Linked DNA regions of Mus musculus: region 2 is linked to region 1. Evidence: chromatin loops called from intact Hi-C (ENCODE). Cell type or tissue: heart. All regions are shown on one strand.

The links. Hi-C counts contacts between places; a loop is a spot of excess contacts. Peaks named below come from ENCODE experiments on the same cell type or tissue, not always from the same donor. Only the 100,000 strongest peaks of a DNase experiment are listed, where the experiment ranks them.
Region 2: it touches region 1 in a loop (2.1-fold over the local background); 9 of 42 quality-filtered maps call a loop at or near these places.

What each region holds. Positions count from the first base shown.
Region 1 is chr3:41,037,682-41,045,681 of GRCm38, reverse strand. It overlaps a transcript of Larp1b not described here. Among named protein-coding and RNA genes, the nearest start is that of Gm42437, 15 kb to the right of the region's middle. In heart, a CTCF peak has its summit at 3,344 (motif pointing left); no DNase peak of the experiment used is centred here; H3K27ac peaks cover 501 bases.
Region 2 is chr3:41,164,144-41,172,143 of GRCm38, reverse strand. All of the region lies in intron 2 of Gm40038 (a long non-coding RNA gene), which reads left to right. Among named protein-coding and RNA genes, the nearest start is that of Gm40038, 5.3 kb to the left of the region's middle. In heart, a CTCF peak has its summit at 3,757 (motif pointing right); no DNase peak of the experiment used is centred here; H3K27ac peaks cover 2,256 bases.

The DNA of each region.
Region 1 (8,000 bases):
TCTGTAGCCAGGTTCTGGTTTGAGGATACTCCAAAGACAGAATCACAAGTGTGTCACACAAAACTTACAATAAAAGACCCAAACTGTTGCTATTGCACACAGCAGCCAAACTCGAGTCTTGTGAATGCTCCCCTGGAAAGATTTCCGCAGGCACACTGCTATCCCCATGCCACTTGTTTGCCCTCTCCACCCCTGCTGTTTTAGAGGTCATGGTGCTGCTTAGAAGACTTCATACATTCCCTTTCCACGGTTTAAGAATTTAATCCCAGCACTTGGGAGGCAGAGGCAGGCGGCTTTCTGAGTTCTAGGCCAGCCTGGTCTACAAAGTGAGTTCCAGGACAGCCAGGGCTATACAGAGAAACCCTCTCAGAAAAAAAAAAAAAAAAAAAAAAAGAATTTATACAAGATATGTCATGTACATGGCACATGGATTTCAGGTGTTCTCTTTCTTCCTTTTCTCTTCATACTTTGTGGGAAACAGCTGTGGCCAGAAGAGACAGCATTTCTGGCCCTTACTTGTGGTGGTCAACTATGACAAGAAACTAAGTTTTGCCTGGACCATATCTCCCCTGATAATTCTTCTCCCTCAGAACACCTTGAATGTGACTACCTGAGCTGGTACTTGCATGATTTAGGCACGAGTAGTTCAAACCCAGGTAAGATGGGAGAACAAAATGCTTCAGAAACAGCCACTAAAAATTGTTTCTAGGAAACTGATATTCTAAAGCGAAGATGCTGCCCATGTAGTACGGCAAGTTTGTATTTTATGTAATCTATGAACATTGAGAAGACTTGAGGAAATCGTGGTGATGCATGCTTATAAGGCCAACATTCAGGAAGTCGAGGCAGGAGGATCAGAAGTTCAGGGTCAGCTCAGCTAATAGTAAGTTCAAGGCCAATTAGTTCAAGTTAGGCTGCACGAGACCCTAACTCAAGAGAGAAAAGACAATTCTTTCTTCTAGCGAACTACAGAGCACATGGGACTTTACCTGGGCCTCCTTAAGGACTCTACCATAATTTTGAACATTAACACCAGCAAGGCTTATGAAAAAGTACAATGGGAATGAAGCAGGCTAGGGCTGGTCCTGACTCAGTCAGGGTGTCTGTTGATCGGTTTCAGCCTAAGTAGAGGAAAAGGTGGGTACATGCTGACCTCTGTAAACCTGATTTACAGAGGATAAAAAGACAACTTCTGTGCTGGAAACCAGCTACTGTTGAAGTTGTTGTAAAAGTTGTAGAAGTTATCGATGAATTCCTGGGGCAAATTATCAAATGCGAACAAAAATACGAGTTCTGTAAAGCAGGGAAAGTCCAGCCTGGAATGTGTGGAGCCCCAGCTGGACGGGAGAGGCCACAGCTGGATGGGAGAGGCCCCAGCAAGGCAGTCTCATGTCCAGCTCCTGGAGGGTCACAGCAAGGCAGAATAGCTGCCAGGCACGGAGAGTGGCAATGTTTCAGATCCATAACGCAGGACCTACACTTCCTGGAACTTACCCTGGTCGACTGTTCAGCCCTGCTTCTGATAAGCAAGTGGACCTTCCACAAACAAGACAGGAAAAACAGTCCTACCTTATCTGTAGGCAAGTACAGTACAAAGAGCCGGGGCTTTAAGTTTCTTGATTCCACAGAACACTCCAATGAGCATTTGTAACTCCCTAGAGGAAGGGAGCCTTGGCCAGTGAGCGCTTAGTCTCAACAGCTGTATACATGGGACTCCCCATCTCACGTGCTCTGTCAATTGCTCTGCTTGGGTTCTGGCAACACCCCGAGATATGCAGGACTTTGTAGATGAAGGACAGTCACTTAGCACGAGGCGCCTGAACTCCACAGATGAGCAGTTTCACAATGGCAGCTGCTAGCGTCTTACCTTCAAACTGCAGTAGTCTGCTAATTTTTGTGGAGTGTTCTCAAAGTCCATACCTTAGATTATACTTAGGGACAGGCAACTGTAAACCAATTTAGACATTAACCATTACAGGTCTGAGATATCTACGTTTTAATAAAAATCAAATACCTTTTAAAACACTATGGGTGTGTGTGTGTGTGTGTGTGTGTGCGCGTGCATGAGTGTTTGGGGGTGGGTGCTGTGGCTATGCAGAGGCTGCACTGGTTAGATTCAAGTCCAGCTTATTCTATACAATGAGGCCCTGTCTCAAACAAACAAAACAACCATTTTGAAAAACAGATTGTCCATAGCCTCAGAATCACCTGGAAAAATCAAAACGCAATGGCACGTTCTGGCTTAGAACTTACTGCAGCAATATGTGTTGTTAGAAAGCATTCTATCAGCCAACTCTTTCTTCATTGGCCAAGAGAAAAGAAGTTATTGGAAGCAGGGCTGCTGATGTAGGGAAGAGTAGAGGATTCATTTGCCTAGAGAGAGAGGCTCTGGATCAATCCTTGATACCATATTTAAAAAAAAAATTAAAAGCCAAACTGGCAAACAGTAAAAGGCTACAGATGATTCTTTTTAAAAAGTATTTTATTCTTATTACTGTGCACATGTGTGCAGGTAACCACAGAAGCCAGAGCTGGAGATCCAAGCAGCCGTGAAATGCCTGATGTGGGGTCTGAAGGACTCAAACTGTTTATCTGTTCGCGTAGCTTCCACTCCCAACCAGTCATCCGCAGGCCAGCATGGTTCTTAATTAAGCCTGAAACAAATTCTTCATACCTTAATGCCAGAAAAAATATTATTTCTGAATAGTCTGTTATAAAAATGGTCATTTTTGGTTTATCTTTTTTTTTGGGGGGGGGGGGGGTGGAGAGTCTATTCTTTTCTAACCATTATGTCCCAGAGGACTTATCTAAGTCCTAGACATGTCTGCATCAGAAGCCACTAATTGGACAAAATACAGTCTTACCAATGAGCACTTGGCCTTGATTTCCTGCTTCAGGATTGTAGCCCTAGTAGCCTTCACCTGCCTAGCTGCCTAGCTGTGCGATAATGCGATACATGTCATAAGAGAATGCTTTACTATTAGGTTCCTCATGTCCCGGGCAGGACCTCTTTTCCAATGATTTAACTATATAATCTGTGTTGGCCAGGCATGTAAACAAAAATTTAATGTTTTCTCTATCATCCAATGAAATAGCTCAGTCTAATTTACTAATAACAGGGATATATGTATGAATATTAGTAATTCAAGCCATTGATATAATTTTATATCACCACAAGATGGAGTAAGAGTTCAACACACACACACCAAACACACACACACACACACACACACACACACACACACACACACAGACACACACTCCTATGTCACAAGTCCATAGCTCTGACATGTCCTATTCTGCCATCTAGTGGTTATACAATTGGCTATTATTCTACTGGATCTGTCTCCCATGAAAGAATAGAATAACTGAGTTTCTAGGGCCTAAGGAATTAGTTGCAGGAAAAGATGGAGCACACACAAAAAGTGGTAACATCACAGCATGACAGCAAGAGGCTAAGAAAATGCCAGAAATGCCGAGGTGTCAGCTCTCAAAACAAGTTCAGAAAAATCAAAATCAAAGCTACACCAGACACGGTGGTCCACAGTGATCATATCAGTAGAGGAAGATCAGGAGGCAAAGATCAGGAGGCAAGGCCGTCTTCAGCTACACAACCTGCTGGACCCCACGCCTGTCCCAGGAAAGGAAGGGCAGGATCTCCAGGGACTTAAATTGTGGATCTGATCACTTAAGATTCATAGTCAGTTTATAGTATTTTCTTTTCATCAAACGCCAATTTCTTTACTGCTAAAGTTTTACATTTAGAATTAAGGGGGGCATAATTTTTAACTTTTATCAAAAAAATGTACTTGGGGCTGGAGAGATGGCTCAGCAGTTAAGAACACTGGCTGCTCTTCCAGAGAACCTGGGTTCAATTCCCAGCAACCACATGGCACCTCACAACCATCTGTAACTCCAGTTTCAGGGATCTGCCATCTTCAGACATACTTGCAGGCAAAACACCAAAGAGCAGAAAATAAAAATAAATAAATGGCTTAAAAATGTACTTAAACATAAGATCAGACAGCACGGGGTCAATATTGTTGGTGAGGTAAATGCCAAATAAATTAATCAATGAATATAAACATTCCCCCTAAGGACAAGAAGAGACACGACCAAGCAATCTACAAAGAATACAATCAACAGACAGAGCAAGTTCTCACTCAGTAACCTGAGCAAGATGGCAATAGGCCAGCAAGACAGTTCACAAAGTAAAGGCCCTGCCAGCCAACCCCGATGACCTGAGTTCAATCCCCCCGACCCACACTGTGAGGACAAGTGCCTTCTGCGAGTTGTCCTTTGACCTCCACGTGTTCACTGTGGCATGTGTCCCAAAAGTGTAAAAAATGATTACAGGACAAGAAGATGAAAACAATCCAAACCCCCCCCCCCATTTTAATGGAGAGGAAAACTTGTAACTGCTGCTCACAAGGATGGAAGGAAGCACATACCACTGAGCCCCGATATCCAGCTGACACTTTGAATGTAAACCTCTGGAGATGGGACACTGTGTAACTAATGAAGGTTACCATATAAAAATGTAACAGTCATTACAAGGCAACAGCTCTGAGTAAAAACCAGCACTTTAAAATTCCGTATGTGTAGCATAATACCAATTTTGTTTCTTTCTTTAAAAAAAAAAGGTTATTTTCTTTTTCGAGCTTTTCTGAATTTCTCAAAGTACATGTATATGCAAAATAAACTATGTATTATAAACTGACTGCACCTCCATAGATAATAATACATCATTACCTGAACAAAATTACTGGCTTAGAAAACCCCCACTTACGTCTACAAGACCGCAGCTTGTTTGGCACCCTTCCCCCCCTTTTTTTTTGGGGGGGGATACTTAAAGTTGCTTTCTAAAGTTAAAACTTCAAAACTGTCACATTAGTAGACATTATAAACTGTGTTATTAGTATGCATGACAACCTAATGAAAAATTGTTTATGAATCAACAACCCTTTCTCAAAAGATTGGCTATCTCTGTCTTTTTCCTTATGTTTTCCTTCCTTTCCTGCTTCTCTCCCGTTCTCCCACTTTCCCTTTTCTGTTAGGGATGCAGTCCGGGCCTCACAGTGCTATGCAAGCTTTTGCTTCAGCGACATCACTGTATCTATGTACTTTAGGTTTATTTTTCCCCCAGTGGTGAGGATTGAACTCAGGGCCTGATAAATGCCTGGTAAGTGCTCTTCCACTGAGTTACATCCTCAGGAAATATTTTAATATGTAACTTATAAGAACAAGATAACCTCTCCAGTCTCCTCAAAAAAGACGATAATCAATGCCGTCATTGAGACTGGGTATTTCTGCTCGTGCGATAAAGTACTTCTGAATCATGCTGTGCTCAGTACAAATGAACCTACGAACTTCGTCACTGGAACTTCATTAATGAAACATAATGACAACTGAGCCTAGTAGAATTCAAACACGACAGCATTGTGAATAGAGCATGAATAAAGTTTAAAAGTTGATTCAGATGATTCAAAATAATTTATTTTTTAAATTCCACAAAACTAAAACTATTATTTATTTACATCAGTTACAATAGCACTAAGAATTAAAAATCAATTTATTACATCACTTGAAAACAATTATGAGTATAGGACAAGACAAAGAGAAACGAAATGGAAACACTAGGTGACCAGTGTGTGACTGAAACACCCACATGCACATGTAAACAGCAAGCACATTCAAAACAAATTCATTTATTTACACAACTATTCCAGTAAAACGCAGTTTTCAAGCATACGTGCAAGCTTCTGTAGAATCCATCGGCCTGAGTATACACACCCAGCTTATGCCAGTTCAGAAAGTTCCACATCTACACAGCAGCTGCAACTGCCTCTGACTTGGGAAAAGCAGTGTCCAGACCCACAGGCCTCACTACAGCTACAGTCTGCTATGCATTCCTTTGTTGTGTGTGTGTGTGTGTGTGTGTGTGTGTATGAGAGAGAGAGAGAGAGAGAGAGAGAGAGAGAGAGAGAGAGAGAAGGGAAGAAGGGAATAAAGAAAGGAAGAAAGAAAAAGAAACTTTCCTTCTAATTATGTATATACAAGAATAAAATAAATGTATGTTTCATCTCCATTTCTGAAGTTAAGACCTATATACATAACCTTCCCTTGCTTTTTGATATGTTCAAACATGGATTGACAGGGAGACAACTGACTGAGAGTTATACAGAAGAGATGAATACAATACACTGTATCTCCTGTAAGAGGGATGAGCTGAAATGTCAGGTATTCCATGTGCCGCAACATGTGTGTTTAAGCGTAATAAATAAAGCAATTTTGTTCTTGTAAACAGTCAAGAAAGCGTGATGGCAAAGACGCCATGGGATCCCCTGACGTCAAGCAGACCTTGTTTGTAGAATCAGGGAAAACATGTGGAGTTCATGTTGCTAGGGAAAAAAAAGACTACAATTTTTTTCCTTTTTGTTTTTCTGATTATCACAATTAAACATCAGAAGATCTATCCACATACACATTGAAGCCAATGTTGATTTCAAGAATACACGACGTTTGTGTACGTATCTACTTCCCTGGTACTTCAACCCTAGAGGCCAAGGCGGCACTGTCACTGTGAGTTGTCACTGGGCTCCTGTGGATTTCCCCTGGACACCGTCCTTGGGACTGCAGTTCCCTGCAGATGCAGGCTCAGCAGCACTTGGTGGAGGAAGTGTATGGTGAATCCTCTCCTCCCCAGAAGTAGATGAATGTCTTTGTCTTCCAAATTCCTCACTAGAAGGGAGCTGCAAGGCACGAAAGACAGCAGAGCAGACATTTTCACTACTCCCCTCTGCGTCTAAGCCAGACTTTCTAACCAGGGCATCCCCATTGGTGCTTAGAGACTCTAGCAGGATAATACATTCTTACAGCAACTCACAGGAGTACATTTACATTTCCTCGGCACACTGGGGCTAGCTTGTTCAGTCAGCACAAACCTAAGAAGCTTCCCCTATGTCTCTGGCCAGGCTATGATCAGGGTGCAATACAGAGCCCTTCCTCTAAGAAAATGGTTCAATGAGGCCACTTCTTCACTGGTCTTCCTTTAGCTTCTTGGATGCATTTCCATTCTAGTCCCTTCCTCACCACCAAGCTCCTGTTGTAGGCTTCTCCAGTGTCCGATGGCTAAACAACAGCTGAATGGAACCAGAAAGGGGGAAAAGATGCCAGGTCAAACAGCCCACGGCCGGTGTGACATTTCACTCAGGATTCCTGTGCTGTAGTGACTAGACAGTATTATTGAGGATATGAAAGTTAAATCCATTTATAATGCAAGCAGGAATTGAAAATGTCTGCTTTGGAGTCTGTTTCAGTTTTGCAGTTATAAATCTAACTGTATATAGTTAGACTAATATTCTTTAATCTGAAAAATAAATTAAAATAATAACCATCTTCCCCTCTCCTCTGCTGTATTTAGAACTGAGGGTCTATGTTTGTGGCAAGCATAACATCTTTTCTACTTTTTAGGGTTCCCCTCTCCTCACTTCCCTTTTTTGTAGTTATTTTCTTGATTTAACCTTTTGGTTTCCACTTGAAATCAAACCAATTAAAGTACCCACCACTTAATAACAGTCTTGCATTACTTTTTGATGCCAGGGACCCATCGGACCCAGAGCAACATGCACACTAGGCTTAGCCCTGACTCTAAATTTATTTTGAAGAACCTCCAAATGCATATATCATTCACACACTATATAAAAAGCTATATGGATAAAAGCACATTAAAAAGTAGAGAATTGCTGCACTCTAGAGGCAGAGGCAGGTGGATATTTGTGAGTTCAAAGCCAGCCTGGCCTGCAGAGAGCAAACTCTAGGACTGGCTGCACAAAGAAAACCCTGTCTTGAAAAACAAAAACAAAACAAAACAACAACAGAGCAAATAAAAAAGAGAGGGGAGGAAGAAGAGGACAGGGAGGAGGGGGAGGAAAGGGAAGAGGAAAAGGGGGGAGGAGGGGGAGGAGGGAGAAGGAGGGGGAGGAAGGAGAAGGAAGAGG
Region 2 (8,000 bases), 130 kb before region 1:
AGAAGCCACATTTTTAAAAAAGGCTAATTGTAGTGACACATGCTTGTAATCCCAGCACTGGGAGGCAGAATCAGGAAGCTCCCTGGGCTCACTGGCCAACTGGTGAACTAAGGGCCAATGAGAGACTCTGTCTCAAAAACCAAGGCTGAGGAGATGCTGAGTCAGCAGAGTGCTTGCCTCCGAGGAGTGAGGTCCTGAGTGTAGATTCCAGACTTTATGTTTTAAAACAAATCCAGGAACAGTGGAACTGTCTTGTCATCTCAGTGATTCTGAGAGAGACGGGTGGGCCACTGGAAGCTCACTGGCCCCTGAGCTAACCTTTTCTTAAAAGATGAACTAACTGCTGTTCCTTTTGTGAGTATGAATGTTCACCTTTAGTATATGTATGTACCATGATGCCTAATGAGACCAAAGAGGGCATCAGAGAACCTGAGAATGGAGTTACAGACTGTTGTGAGCTACCATGTGGGTGCTGGGTGCTAAACCCGGGTCCCTGTATGAGCAGTAAGCACTCTTAACCTCTGGGCCGTCTTGCCAGCCCCAGGTCTATTCTTCCTGACTAAGCCCTTCTTGCACCAATGAGAAACCCTGTATCAAACAGAAATGCAGAGGGCGACTGTAAATAGCACCAGGGTTATCTGCTGACTTCCACATGACTGCACATATACAATCATGTGTACACACACACACACACAAGCTGAAGGTGGATGAAATTGTGCCCAAGGAACAATACCTGAGACTGGTTGTCCTCTGGTCTCCACACACATGTGCACATACATATCACACACATGTAAGTAAACACACGTGAACATATATAAACACAAAGTAAATATAATTATAATTCTAGCCAGGACATTTTAAATATTTTTGGCAGTAAAATAACCATAACTATTTTCTTTTCTAACAGGCCTCTCATATGTTAAATAAGATAACAGCACTGGCTAATATTACTGAATGCTTGTTCCAGGCCAGGCACTACGCCTAGGGCTTGGATTTAATTTACACAGACCTCCTATGAAATAACTCAGGCTAATACTTCCTGAGCTCTCACTACATAGCACAGTCTATTTTAAGCACCCTGCTCATCTAAACTGTAACAATATGTACTCATACTGAATAGTGAGTAACTCAGCCATCCAATAGTAATGCCCCAGGTTTGAAAATATGAGATGGACATTCAGAGAGGGTAAGTACATTATCTGTGGTCACACAGCCAGAAAAACGGGGGCCTTGCTGAGAATTCAGACCTGGGAATTCAGTCTCAAATTTCACTCTGGTGCTTATGATTGTGACCAGGGCTGGCACAGGATATTTGTATTAAAAGCTCCCAAATTCGGGCCAGGCACGAAGGTACGTGAGAGGCAGGTGGATCTCTGTGAGTTCAAGGCTTGGCTGGTCTATATAGTGAGTTCCTGGCCAAGCAGGGCTACACAGTGAGACATATTTTTATGAAGGGAAGACATGATATGCTGTAGCCAAATGCCCCACTATTCTGCTTTCTATTGCTGTGATAAACACAACGACCAGAAGCAACCTGAGGAGGAGAGGATTCGTTTCCATCTCAATGCCCAGATCACACTCCCTCATTGAGGGAAGCCGGGCCAGAGCGAAAACTGGAACTGAAGCACCGAAGCGGAGGACATGGAAGAGAGCTGCTTATTGGCTCTCTCTCTCTCTCTCTCTCCCTCTCTCTCTCTCTCTCTCTCTCACACACACACACACACACACACACACACACACACACCTTGCTCTCTTATATAACCCGGGACCACCTGCTAGGGTGGCACTGCCTACAGTGAGTTAGGCTTTCCCACATCAGTTATGGGACTTGCCCATAGGCCAATGTGATAGAGGTATCCTCTCAATTGAGGTTCCCTCTTTATAGGTCACTCCAGCTTGTTTCAAGTTGACAAAAAAATAAAATAAAATAAAATAAAATAAAATAAAATAAAATGAAATAAAAATAAAAAATTCACCAGTACACATGCAAAAAGCCCCAGAATATAACTGAGGGGAGGAGGATGTGGCCTGTGGGTTCTCCTCCTTGAGAGCATGTGGCTTTGTTGGAGGCCTACAGGATTAGGTAGGGGTGGGAGGAAAGAAGCGTGGAGGAGGCCTCAGCAAGAGAGAATGGAGTATGTTTGACAAAGAAAAACTACATTAGGTAGGATTCGAGCGAGATAAAATCAGACGTGAGAACCAAGAGAGGTCACGGAAGAGCTTGACAACTGCCTAAGAGTTGTTACAGGAGCCACAGGAAGCATCAGGTCTGGAAGAAGAAATGATGAAAGGAGATGGCAAAGATGCTCCATCACTGAGGGTGGGGAGACCAGAGAGACCAGAAGGCCCTGGAGGCACCCAGTTTTGACTGGGGTGCCGGGGGGCAGCTGACAAGAGAAAGGAAGGCTGAGGCAGACAGAATTGGTGAAAGACCCATGAACGGGGATGCAGACCTGCCCCACCCCGCACCTCACGCCTCTGATAATGACCAGCTAGTGCGAGTAGATGCCACAAATGTGTGTGCTAGATAAATGAGTAAGTAGTCTGGCTTCAGGCCCAGAGTCTTCACTCTGCGCATGAATGAAATCATCCTGAGCTCTGGGAAACTGCTCAGTTGACAGAGCTCTTCCCATGCGTGCACTTAACCCCAGCACCCGTGTAGAAAACACCACGCAGTGCTGTGTGTTTGCATACACCAGCTCTGGGGAGGCGGAGACGGGAGGGGCTCGCTGGTTCAGCCAACCTAGCCAATTGGTGAGACCCGGGACCCAGTAACAGACTGTCTCAAAAGACAAGGTGGATGGCTCCTGAGGGAGGGGAGGGTTGACCTCTGACCTCCATACACATATACATACATGTGCACCTGCACGTGTGCACACACACACAGATCTTGGAGTTTATATAAATTAACCAAATCTTGTGTGGCCTAACGAATCTAAACTAAGTCTTCAGATCTTGACAACTACCCTAGGCTTTCCCTTGCTCTAACATGCTGTTAATTTAAGAACCCTAATACCCACAAGAGGTGACATCAGTAGCAGAGATGGAGGTGTGAGGAGAGATTTCTGGGGTTCTTATTTAAGATTTAATTTGTATTTTGCATGGCAAAACTTGCAACTAGGAATCCTCTCTAAGCATTTTCAGTTTGAGACCAGCGTAAAAGTGAGAATTAATGACTAAACATAGATATATTTGAGAATAATAAACAAAATTATCACTGGAAGGCATATGAAACACATTTTTTGGTCATTACAATGCATAAAATGTTCCTAGTTTCTCATTATTGTAATGAAGCACACTGGGGCTGCAGGAGAATTGTTGACAGTGCACCGCACTTAGCCACAGCAGCTCGCCTTGCTGGAATGGCTTCACTTGCTCATGTCAGTCATTGACCTGCCTGCCTGCGTAGGCATTTGTGATCTGCTACACAGACCGAGTTATACTGCTGAAAAGCACTGCCACGCTTCAGGTGTGTCTTTGTGGGTCTTTTTATAGTAATTCAGAAACTTTTTGATCTGTTTTGTCAACTGTTGTCTCCAAAGGCAAAGGAAAGTTTTTTTTAAATTTCTCTGAGGGTTATAATTAAGCCCAAGCTGCAAAAAAAGCAAAAGAAGCTTTGGGTATTTCTGCCTCTTAAGTTCTTTTTTCTTTAGAACTCTTTTCGTTATTATTTTTATTTATTTTTATGTCAGGTGTATATGTGTTTTGCCTGCATGAATGTCTGTGCACCGCGTGCCTGCAATGCCAGAAGAGGCCAGGAGAGGGCATCAGATCCCCTGAACCTAGAGTTACAGATCCGTGTAAGGGCCCTGTGGGTGCTGGAAATTCAACCTGGATCCTCTGGAAGAGCAAGCCATTCTTAACTATCGAGCCATCTTTCCAGCCCCTCTTTAGACTTCTTAAATTCAAGTCAACATACCAAAGCCACCATCTGCTGTGGATGAAGCCAGACGTTGCTAAATTACTAATATTTATAATAATATCTTTGGGGGGGGGGGCATGTGATCTAGAAGACTCTTACACAGATCTCAATTCTACTTCCTGATCACTGAGTGCTTCATGCTGTTTTGTGGGAAAGAGTGTGGAATCCAAAAGTAAATGTATACAATAAAATACTATGGTATATAAATGCACTTAAACTGTACTTAAATGTAGGCATATGTCTGGAAAGAGACTCTGCTGATCTATAGTGACTAGTGAGGAGCTCTTACATAAGATCTGTGCCCACCCAGAGTCTGTGTGGCCTCATTCATGGCTGGGATGTTGGAGGTGCATATTGAGATATGCACATCCTAGATTGTCCAGATGGGCTCTCAGTGACTTGTCCCCTTATAAGAAGCAGAAAGAGGGAAGACACAAAACCAGAGGAAAAATGGAAAAGGGACAGGACAGAAACACCAGGAAGGCACCTGTGCAGACCTGGATGCAGAGACTGGAGTTATCCGTTTCAAGTCAGGGAAACCCACAGCCACCAAAAGCTAGAAGAGGCGGTGACAGAATCCCCACTATAGCCTTCAGGGCAAGCACCCCCCTACTGACACCTTGGTTTGGAGTTTCTGTGAGAACAAGTTTTCATTATTTTTAAGCCCACAGTTTGTGGTGATTTATCACAGCGTTCACAGGAGGTGACAGAGAATTCACTGAGTGTCTTTGTCAGTTTATTTCATCAGGGAGACAGAATGGTTGACAGAAGCAGCTTAAAGGAGACAGGCGTGTATGTGCTCTTGATTTCTGAATAAGTCACACCGTAGCACAAAAGCACCATGGCTCAGCCACTGTGTTTGCTCACACAGCAGAGGATCACAGAGCAAGGAAAGCCACATGGTCCACAAAAATCCTGCACACAGCAGTCCACTTCCGTCAGCCATTACACCGGCCCCAAAGGTTCCACAGCCTTCTAAAACAGCACTGCCAGCTAAATATCAAGTGTTCAAACGTGTGACCTCGCGAGGAGTGTGTCACATGGAGTTAAAGGGAGACTTTCATCTCATTGGCCATACTGGAAAAGGTCTCTCAATCTTGCCTTCGATGGCACAGCAATTCAAAGAGTCTCCTCTTATCTTCCAATGAGTTCAGTTTTGTTATTCACTTTGTGAATTAAAATCAAGACCTTATGTGTGATAGGCCTTCTGGGATGAGGGAAGGAATGGATTCATGTTGTACATGATCCCCCATTGGGTACATAAGATATGAACATATCAGTATATAGACAACTTTGACCTGCTGTTAGCTTGGGTGAGCTAAACCTCCCAATGCAGTCTCTAACCTAAAGCTGTAAGTGCTTGACATGCTAGACTCTGGTGGCCTCCGGCTTATTCTCTGTACTCTATCTAGTCTATGCCTAAATCCTAGAAATTGCCTTCATTGCCAAACCTCCTCCTCTACATCTGTCCTTGGTGAAGAATGATCTCCAATTCTTTATGCAAAGGCACAAAATTTAGGCTGGAGACAATTTTGAAAACATTTGTATAGGTATAAAAATGCCATATGGGGACTATCAAGATGGATCAGCAGGTAAGAGCACTGACTGATTTTCTGAAGGTCCTGAGTTCAAATCCCAGCAACCACATGGTGGCTTACAACCACTGGCACCCTCTTCAGGTGCATCTGGAGTCAGCTACAATGTACTTATGTATAATAATAAATAAATCTTTGGGCCGGAGCAAGCAGGGACTGAGCGAGCAGGGGACCTAAAAATTCAATTCCCAACAACCACATGAAGGTCTCAACCATTGGTACAGCTACAGTGTACTCACATACATAAAATAAATAAATCTTTTTTCAAAATATGCCATATTGACTACCGTATTTTTCCTGCTGCTGCAGCCCATCCTACCTCAGAACTTATAAACTTGCTGTTCATTGCTTGGCTAAGAGGGATCCCCTTCTCATCTAAAGCTAGACTCCCTCCCTGTGCCTGATTCATCTGCTTTATTTAGTTTCTAGAGCCCCCTTTCTCTACTCTCCCTCTCTCCCAGCATTCCTCAAAGAGGGTCCAACTGACTCACAGTTCACCTTCGGCTCAACCTCCAACTTCTCACAGCCCAGCTTCTTGGAAGCCATGGATGGTTATCTTGAGGGTTCCCACCTCTTCTTCACTGTCTAGCTCCTTAATAAGGTCACTTACATGACATGTGAATGCTTCTCCTCTTACCCAGAGACTCAGTGGCTTTCCATACTATTGAATTCCCTTTCCCTCTCTTCCCTGGTACTGAGGCCTGAAGGTGCCTCTCAGACACACACATGATGAACTCTTGACCCCCAACCTGATAGTGTCAGCAGGGGAGACCTTTCGGGGATGGCTATGTCATGAGGGTGCACCTGCTAATGGGAAATAAGAAACGGACGGTGTTCTCCCTCTGCCCTGTTCCCTGCTGGTGCAGACACAACAGGACACAGCTGCCATCTCAAAGCAAGATGACAGAGTCCTCACCTAAGGGCTTGGTCTTTGGTTGCTCAACTTCCAGAAATGGAAGAAAGTCTTGTTTTCGATCTGAGTCTGGGATGATTTACTATAGGAACCCAAGCAAAGGCACTGGGCCCCGTGAGTCACTTCAGTCTCCTAAAACTTCTTGTGCCATTTCTTCCCATCCTGTTTACTTACAGTTTGGCCCTTGTTCTTGTCCTTTACTCTCACCTGTGCAAAGTGTTTCAGAATTACCTCCAGCCTAAATTCTTTCCCTCGTGTGAATGCCCATCTCCACGCAAGCATGACAGCCTCAACACTAAACCGACCTTCTCATGTCCCTCATATATTCACAAGTCCCATCTCAGACAGTAGGGCTCCTGATTACCCCTTCATCCCCTCCATCCTCCTTCCTACATATTCTGATTCTTCTTCCTAAGCTCTTCTCATGCCAACTGCTCCCTCTCCAGATTACCAATACGTGCCTTAGTTCAGGCTCCACCAATTCCCCCAGACAACGGGCTCTTACCTATTCCCTTCCACCTTTGACTTTAATCTTTCCACACTGAACCTCCCTGTGGCAAGCAGAGGGACCTTCCTAAAATGAATACCATTCCTCTCCTTAAATGGGTGAGTGGCTCCTTGGGAACGAAGACCCACTTAGTGGGACCTGTCTAGCGATTTGACAGCTGGCTTCTGCTTACTGGTCCTCCCTAGTTTGCCCTTCTCTCTCCATGATAGCTGATACCCCTATTATCATGCTAAACAGCTTGCAGCCTGGTATGAAATGTATCTGCTTTCCCTCTCTGATCTCTCCGGTGATGGCATTAGGATTGAACTAGCTGTTCTCTACCAGAAAGAGCCCGTCCCATTCTTCGGCTCCCTAGTCAACTCATCTTTCATGAGTTCACGCCGTCCCTTGAACTGAACAGCTTCACCCCAGTCCCAATCTTGGGCCTCACACTCACCCTTAGGCATCCAGGCATTCTTTCTCTTCATCCCCTACATCATGCTTCTTTGTAACTGCTACCACATGTGTGTCCCTAAAGTCGCCGATGTGCATGCTCATAAGGTAAATCCTTTGTTTGTCCTCATGACTTCAGGGTCAGTCTGGCACTGTAAACCATGTTGACAGAAATCTCCTAACACCTGCTCATCAAAGGATCAGGTCTAGCAGTTCCTAGGGAAAAGGGACATTGTCCACCCATATTCATTATACCAAGAGGGACATATTCTTTCCCAATTGGAGAATCCCATGGATGGGATGATAACTAGTGGGTGGGTGTGCGTGGGGGGGGGTGGAGTGTAGAATGTATGAACACTTGGACACAGGGAGAAAACTGATGTAATGAGACAGAAGAGCAAGGGGTGTATACAGACAGGTATTTCAGATGCGCTCCAACCACAGGGTCATATAGGAATATAAATAAGGCTGTGTGAATTGTTTACTATATCAGCTATAACAAATAAAAATGTATTCCATGCCTGAAATCCACAAAATATCTGTTATTTGACAGTTAAGGAAGCCAGAACTCAGACACTGTGCTCCATGGACTATGGCAAGTCTATCTCTCTGAAGACTCTGGTGAATTTA